2 separate regions of the Homo sapiens genome follow, and region 2 is linked to region 1. The links are chromatin contacts, found by Hi-C or POLR2A ChIA-PET in ENCODE. All regions are on one chromosome and are shown on one strand. The core of a region is the stretch at or near the end of the contact, and the rest is flanking DNA. Distances in the headings are between cores, read along the strand shown.

Region 1 (3,351 bases), core at 762-3,261:
CCTAGGTGCTGTACTGTCTCTCTGTGTCCTGTACTACCTTCCCAGGCTCTATACGATCCTTCCTATGTCCTGCACTACCTTCCCACGCCCTGTACTATTCCTCCATGCCCTATACTACCTTCCCACATCCTGTACGATCATTCCTGTGTCCTGTACTACCTTCCCAGGCCCTGTACTATCTTTCCGTGTCCTATACTACCTTCCCAGGTCCCGTACTATCTCTCCATGTCCTGTACTACCTTCCCAGGCCCTGTACTATCTTTCCGTGTCCTGTACTACCTTCCCAGACCCTGTATTACCCCTCCATGTCCTGTATCACCTTCCCAGGCCCTGTACTATCTCCCCGTGTCCTGTGCTACCTTCCCAGGCCCTGTACTATCCCTCCGTGCCCTGTACTACGTTCCCAGGTCCTGTATTATTCCTCCTCAGGGTCCTCTACTACCTTCTCAGGTCCTGTCCTATCTCTCCATGTCCTATACTTCCTTCCCAGGCCCTGTTACTATACCTCCATGCCCTGTACTACCTTCGCAGTTCCTGTATGATCATTCCCGTGTCCTGTACTACCTTCCCAGGTCCTGTACTATCCCTCCATGCCCTGTACTACCTTCCCAGGTCCTGTACGATCCTTCCTCTGTCCTGTACTACCTTTCCAGGCCCTGTACTATTTCTCTGTGTCCTGTTGTACCCTCCTGTGTCCTGCACCGCCCTCCTGTGTCCTGTGTTTTCTCTGGACTCATAATCGTAACTCTCCCTAGACTAACACATTTTTAAGGTTTTGAACTAACTTTTCTGCTATTTGCCAAAGGATACTAGTCTGTAATCGTGCTATAATTTTTTATTCCAAATGTTACAATTATTTTTATTCAATGCATTTTTAAGTATCCCTTCTGCACATGGTTCAGTTTATCAATGAGTAGGAATATAGTTGCTTTATGATTGGCCTAAACATTTTTGTTATTTTTAAAGTGTAAGCTAATAACTAAGGTAATCTTATTTCATTTGAGAAGCCAGGTCTGGTACACACAATAAGTTACCTGTCTTATCACTTTTTTGTGCACATTGTAAACTTAGATTATTTATTCTTCTAATAGCGAAAAACCTGATGTGTTATCCCAGGAGTTGGGGATGGAAGGGGAGAAATCATCCGCTGAAGACCAGATGAGAATGAAATGGGAAAGCCTACATCAAGAATTTAGTACCAAGCAGAAACTACTACAGAATGTTCTGGAACAGGAACAAGAGCAAGTGGTATCAAATATTTTACATTATATATTAACTAATATAAAAGATGTAGAGTTTATGCTGAGGGATTATAACTGTGCAATCAACTTAATTTTCATGATCAATTTCAAACTAAGACATGACACCAATTTTTCACTCTACATTTTTCTTAACAAGTCTATTTCACATTTCCCTTCATAATTATATATTTATATGTGAAAATTTATTTGATTTATAGACAATATTTTTCCTCAGAGATGATTAATATCTGATTCCTTATTAGCCTAAACCATTACATTTTAAGTGCCCTCTTTTTGTGTGTGTTTTGCAAACTTGAAAAAGTAAGGATGGAAATCAAGGATATGCACATCTAGGACAGAAGGATTTCCACAAATCTGGAACTCAATTGTGAGGCCATCTTATTTTCCATTGCCACTTCCAGTATTTAATAATTTCAGGAGATCTTAATGAGAAACATATTGGGACGTTGGTGGGTCTAGGGCAGGGAAGTGAAGCCAGTGGTCAGCTGGAATAGTTATGGACCCATCTGCAAGGCTGGTTCCTGGGAGGGATACTGTGTGCTGTCGGGCTTGGTTCCACCAGGCATGCCAAATCCAAGGGAATTGAAGACAGCAACAGATGGTTCCAGATAATGGCTATTACTTCACTCTAAGCAGAAGCCAGGGAACAACTGGAAGTCAGAGGACTTAGAAAGTTAGAGGGCAAATGAGGGAGTCAGGAACACAAGCCAGCCTGGGATGCCTACCACAGCTGTGGCCCAGAGGAATTCTTCAGATACAAGACTAGTCCTTTGTCCTGGGCTAGCAGCGTCCATCTAGGCTCATTCCAAGTCAGCAGTATTATCGGAGTGAATTCTAAAACCTTTCCTGTTGCTCTGCGGAAGCTGCTGTTTCTCTGCTCTGGCCAGAACTAGCTTAGGGGCTGGGAGAGGCTAAACCAGAAGCAAAGGGTGTCAATAACTGTAGTGAATTGGAGGAGGGAAACGCTGGAGCTGAGAAAGTAGGCATTAGAAAGCAGGCGCAACCTGCCAGAGTTAAATGGAAGGAGATGGTCTAAAGCAGGGCTTCCCAACCCCCAGGCTGCAGACAGGTATGGGTCCGTGGCCTGTTAGGAACTGGACCTCACAGCAAGAGGTGAGCGGCAGGCAGGTGAGCATTACTGCCTGAGCTCTGCTTCCTGGTTAGAACAGTAGCAGCACTAGATGCTCATAGGAATGTGAACCCTATTGTGAACTATGCTTGTGAGTGATCTAGGTTGCATGCTTCTATTATGAATTTAATGCCTGATGATCTGAGGTGGAACAGTTTCATTCTAAAACCGTCTCTCCCACCCCCGAGAAACCAACCCCTGGTGCCAAAAAGGTTGGGGATCGCTGGTCTGAAGGTCATAAGGTGTCCTGTCATCTGTGGATAGCCACACATACGTCTCTCCAGAGCCACGCTTTCTATTCTGTTTTTATAAAAGCACATGCTTTTGTGAATTTTCTGCCCCCTCACTTTCCCTCTCTGGCCAGGAGGCTTCTTTACCTCTGTCTGCAGAAATAGCCACCAGCTCTGCCCTGGGAAACTTAAAGCACTGTATTCCTGGAAGCAGGTGTCCCAGAATCGTATCCACCCTGGCAAATGGTGCCCTATACTTTTTGCGTGGACCTCCTCCCTGTATTTTAATTCATCCTTCCTCAAATCCCTGATAAAATGTCCTCCAGACTCATAGCTCAAATTCCTTGTTCCTGATACGGATCTTCTGGACTTGACTGCTAGCTCTCCCTTCATATTCTAGTATCCCTCCAATCCTTTGAATAGGAGAGGTATGTACAGTTCTGAATCAGGGACTGCAGTCTTTTCTGACTATCTTAAGTTAGAGAAATCTACGATATTTCTAGATTCTGTGCTTGCGTATTATTCTCCATTCATAAAGCACCTGTGTGATTCGTCCGGCATCTGCAGACCTCCTGGAGGTCTCATCCATTACCCGCTTTCATCTTCAAGAGCTGCTTTTGCTCTCAGTTGGAGCCGACACTCCAGCGTCCTCCATGCTGTGCTTACTGAACAAACCTTGCCCTGCTGCCACTGACATTCCACAATACCTGGACTGTTCAAATTTAGGTTC
Region 2 (3,559 bases), core at 454-2,953, 580 kb after region 1:
CCTACCACCAATGGATTGCAGTTGATTGCAGGCTACCTGGGAATATGGCTTACTCCACCTACATCCAAGGTGGTAGTTCACACAGGGCCTGGTGAATATATGTGCTTTTTTTTTTTTTTTTGATCAAATGAATCTCCATTTAAATTGAGGGGGCAGGAAGTCCTGTTCCTCTCCAATCCACATCCCTCTATCATCCCCAATATCCAAAGAGACCTGCATTCACCTTGCTCTCCAAGCAACAGAAACAGCAGACTCTGACCATTTACAGGGCTACTGAGCAGCCTCAGTCCCCAAGTACACCCACCTGGGCTTGTAAACCTCCCTCTACAATACCAAAATCTGTACTGGAAAGGACATGTCCCCAAGTCCCAATACCGTCAAAGTATTTGAAATAGGAACAAGAAGTAAAAGATAAAACATAGAAAACAAAGAACAAAACTAGATAATGACATCGGAGACAGTACATATTTAAGCAGCCCAGTATTGACATAAGGAAGATAAGAGGATAAGACCAAAGAGCAGGCATTTGGATCACTAGGTCACCATAAGTACAAAATATGCTTCACCCGGATAGTAATATGAGTCTAATTTTCTGTCATCATTTAGAAAATGAATGCATTTAACATCATTTTCCTCACAACTAAATTTTGGCTCAGTACTGTATGTTCATATTTCTATTTCATAAAATTTTTGTAGGCTCTCCTGGTTTTCTTACCCCATTCTGCATCACAAACATCCACATGGGGGGTCCCCAGGGGATTTGGAATCCCCTGAAATCATATCCAAACATTTAGGTACATAAGAATATGTGCATTTTTCTGAAGGAAGAGTCTGAAAACTTCATCAAATTCTTAAGGAAACCTAAACAAGATTCAGAATCAAAGGAATGGGTTTACCACTGCAAATGGAATGTCTAATAACTCTTCCACGTATACTATTCTGATATTTTTCACAATTTGTAAATATTGCCTATTAGTTTTCCTTTTCAAATTAGCCCCCTTTTACCAAATTCATGAAAGTTTACAAGCTGCACCTTTCTTCTAAAATAAATTGGGATAGTCATTTCTCATTTTTGAAATTTTACTTGTAAAACTCCAAAGAGATCTTGATTTTCAAAACTTTAGGTCTACTCAGCAATTATCAAGTTGTGCTGTGAACCAGCTCCCGGCAGCTCAGAATAAGAAACACATGAAACTCCCTCCAGGGAGATCCAATTCTGTCCTTCCCTTTATACCAAAAAAAACTTCCTACAGGAGGAAACGAAAGATGGGAAAGCCAACCTGAGCACCTGGAATAGCATCAGCCTCTACCGTGCAATTCAATGGTGCCATTTATTTTTCTCATATAGGAAAGCAAAGGAAATAGAGTGAAAACAAAGGTGCACACAGATTAAACAACAGGCTATGAAAACAGTGACTTGGGCATGGGAAAATAATCAAACACTCCATGTGAAAATCAAAAAACCTGTGCTAGGAAATAAAAGGTTGAATACTAAAGCATCCGATAAACAGTTTTCCTACGGGGACTCAGACAGCTGATAGGCCTGTGAGTGTTTGTAACTCCAGATGTTTTAACTTTTCAGTTTCTCCGCGCCCTGTGTGGTGATTCTGCACTTAGGAGATTTATTTAAACTGCAGCCACCGGAGACTGCCAGCTGCAAGCGACCCCAGCACCTCGTGGTGAGCAGGTCTTCCGGAATCACTACAACTGTCGCAGGTGGGGCCTTGTTTGCTACTTGTTGAGACGTTTAAAAGACATTTTGGCAGAAAGCACCGCCTCCCCCACCCCAAGCTGGACCCCGCGTCCAGCTGTGGGCCACCACTAAACCCACAAAGCGACCGGATCCCTTGGAAGCGGCGGCCTGGAGGAAGCAGCCTGTCCCGAAGAATCTGTGCATTATTTATTCAGGCAAAGAGGATATTCATTTCAACCAGGACGGGAAATGTTCGATTATGTAACATTGGGGACGAAGAGAATGAGGCTTTTTTTTATTTTTTCTTTTTCCTGGAGAAAAGTGTTGCGAAATAGTCCAAGAACAGCTTCCAGTTTCCACAGTCCCTGTGCTTCCAGAGGCTTCTAAATGACAAGATCAAGGCGCCTGAGAAGCTAGAGAATTGACGAGCACGGGACCCTCAACAGCTCCCCCTGAGCCTCCCCCACCCCTCAGCACCGCCGTCCCCTCCTGCCATCAGGAGCGTGGAAAGCTCTTGCTGTCGCTTTCATCAGTCATCTCAGAGTCTCCTCGGTCCAATCGTCCTGAGGCATTTTCCCCACCTGTTCACACTCCAGCGCAACCCCAGAAACAATCGTTATTTCTATGGTCTACTGCACAGAGCCAGCCAGAAATATAATTAAGAATCATTCACAGGGATGTGCAAACAAGACTGGGCTTGACCAACACATCAAAATTTCAGAAGACGAGCTGGGGACCAGAGAGGTAGGTTCACAGAAGAATAAGTGAAGGTCCAAACCAAGGCCCCAACTGGTTGACTGAGCAGGAACAAGGACGTGCCCGGCAGCCATCCCAGGCAGCTGGCAGGGCTCTGAGTGGGCAGAACAGGTAAGGAGGCCAAGCAGCAGGCCAGGAGAGCCTCAAGTCCTCCCAGAGACGGGGCGTCTACCCCTGGGAGACAAGGACACCAAGCCAGGACTTCATCCCAGTGGAGCAAGGCAAACCCAGCGACTCGAACAGGATTTCAGGGGTTAAGGAGGAGACCGGTTCATTTTTTTTCATCCAATAATTATCTCCTGAGCACCTACCATGTGCCAGGCATTGTTGTAGGTGTTAGGAACATAGCTGTAAACAAAAGAGACAAAGATCCCTGACCTCCTGAAGCTTATATTCTAGTGGAACAAGGGAGGAGGCCAACTATTACGGACTGAAAGATTTGTGTCCCCCCAAAATCCATATGCTGAAATCCAAACCCCCAATATGATGGCGACAGGAAGTGGGGCCTTTGGAAGGTGATTAGGTTGTGAGGTCAGGGCCTTGTGATGGGATTAGTGCTCTCATAAAAGAAACAAAAGAGCTCTTTGATCTCTTTCTGCTACATGAGGACACAGGGAGAAGGTGGCCATCTGGCCGGGCATGGTGGCTCACGACCCCCCAGCATTTTGGGAGGTCGAGGTAGGTGGATCACTTGAGGTCAGGAGTTCAAGACCAGCCTGGCCAACATGGCAAAACCCCGTCTCTACTAAAAATATAAAAATTAGCTGGGCGTGGTGGTGTGCACCTGTAGTCCCAGCTACTCGGGAGGCTGAGGCAGGAGACTCACTTGAACCTGGAAGGTGGAGATTGCAATGAGTCGAGATGGCACCACTGCATTCCAGCCTGGGTGACAGAGCGAGACTCCAACTCAAAAAAAAAAAAAAAAAGAGAAAAGAAAAAAAGCAAGGTGGCTGTCTGCACCTGGAAGAGGCCCTCACCAGAACCAGACCATGCTGGCACCCTGATCTCAGATTTCCACCCTCCAGAACTGTGGGAAATAAATGTCTGATTTTAAGCCACCCAGTTTATGGTATCTGTTGAAGCAGCCGAGCTAACCAATAAATAAAATAT

The links. A loop is a pair of places that touch in the nucleus more often than their neighbours do. ChIA-PET counts read pairs that join two places held with the same protein, here RNA polymerase II (POLR2A). Pooled maps may share reads with other maps.
Region 2: a loop to region 1 is called in a map of natural killer cell, with 6 times the contacts of the local background. The contact joins two enhancer-like sites. A Hi-C loop is called at or near these places in 45 of 168 maps with a recorded cell type or tissue (A673, B cell, CD4-positive, alpha-beta T cell and 34 more), 37 of 37 single-sample maps with no recorded cell type and 43 of 50 pooled maps. POLR2A ChIA-PET finds 5 or more read pairs at or near these places in 2 of 52 experiments (CD4-positive, alpha-beta T cell and RWPE1).

What each region holds. Positions count from the first base shown.
Region 1 is chr6:152,259,929-152,263,279 of GRCh38, reverse strand. SYNE1 (spectrin repeat containing nuclear envelope protein 1) reads left to right here. Exons shown (of 146, transcript NM_182961.4): 101 at 1,092-1,248. Among named protein-coding and RNA genes, the nearest start is that of SYNE1-AS1, 120 kb to the left of the region's middle. Within about 2 kb of position 2,011, at least 5 of the 41 ENCODE cell types and tissues checked have a DNase peak (open chromatin) inside an H3K27ac peak, as active enhancers do; they include gastrocnemius medialis and heart right ventricle, where a contact is called at or near this core.
Region 2 is chr6:151,680,021-151,683,579 of GRCh38, reverse strand. It overlaps a transcript of ESR1 not described here. Among named protein-coding and RNA genes, the nearest start is that of ESR1, 130 kb to the left of the region's middle. Within about 2 kb of position 1,703, at least 7 of the 41 ENCODE cell types and tissues checked have a DNase peak (open chromatin) inside an H3K27ac peak, as active enhancers do; they include gastrocnemius medialis and heart right ventricle, where a contact is called at or near this core.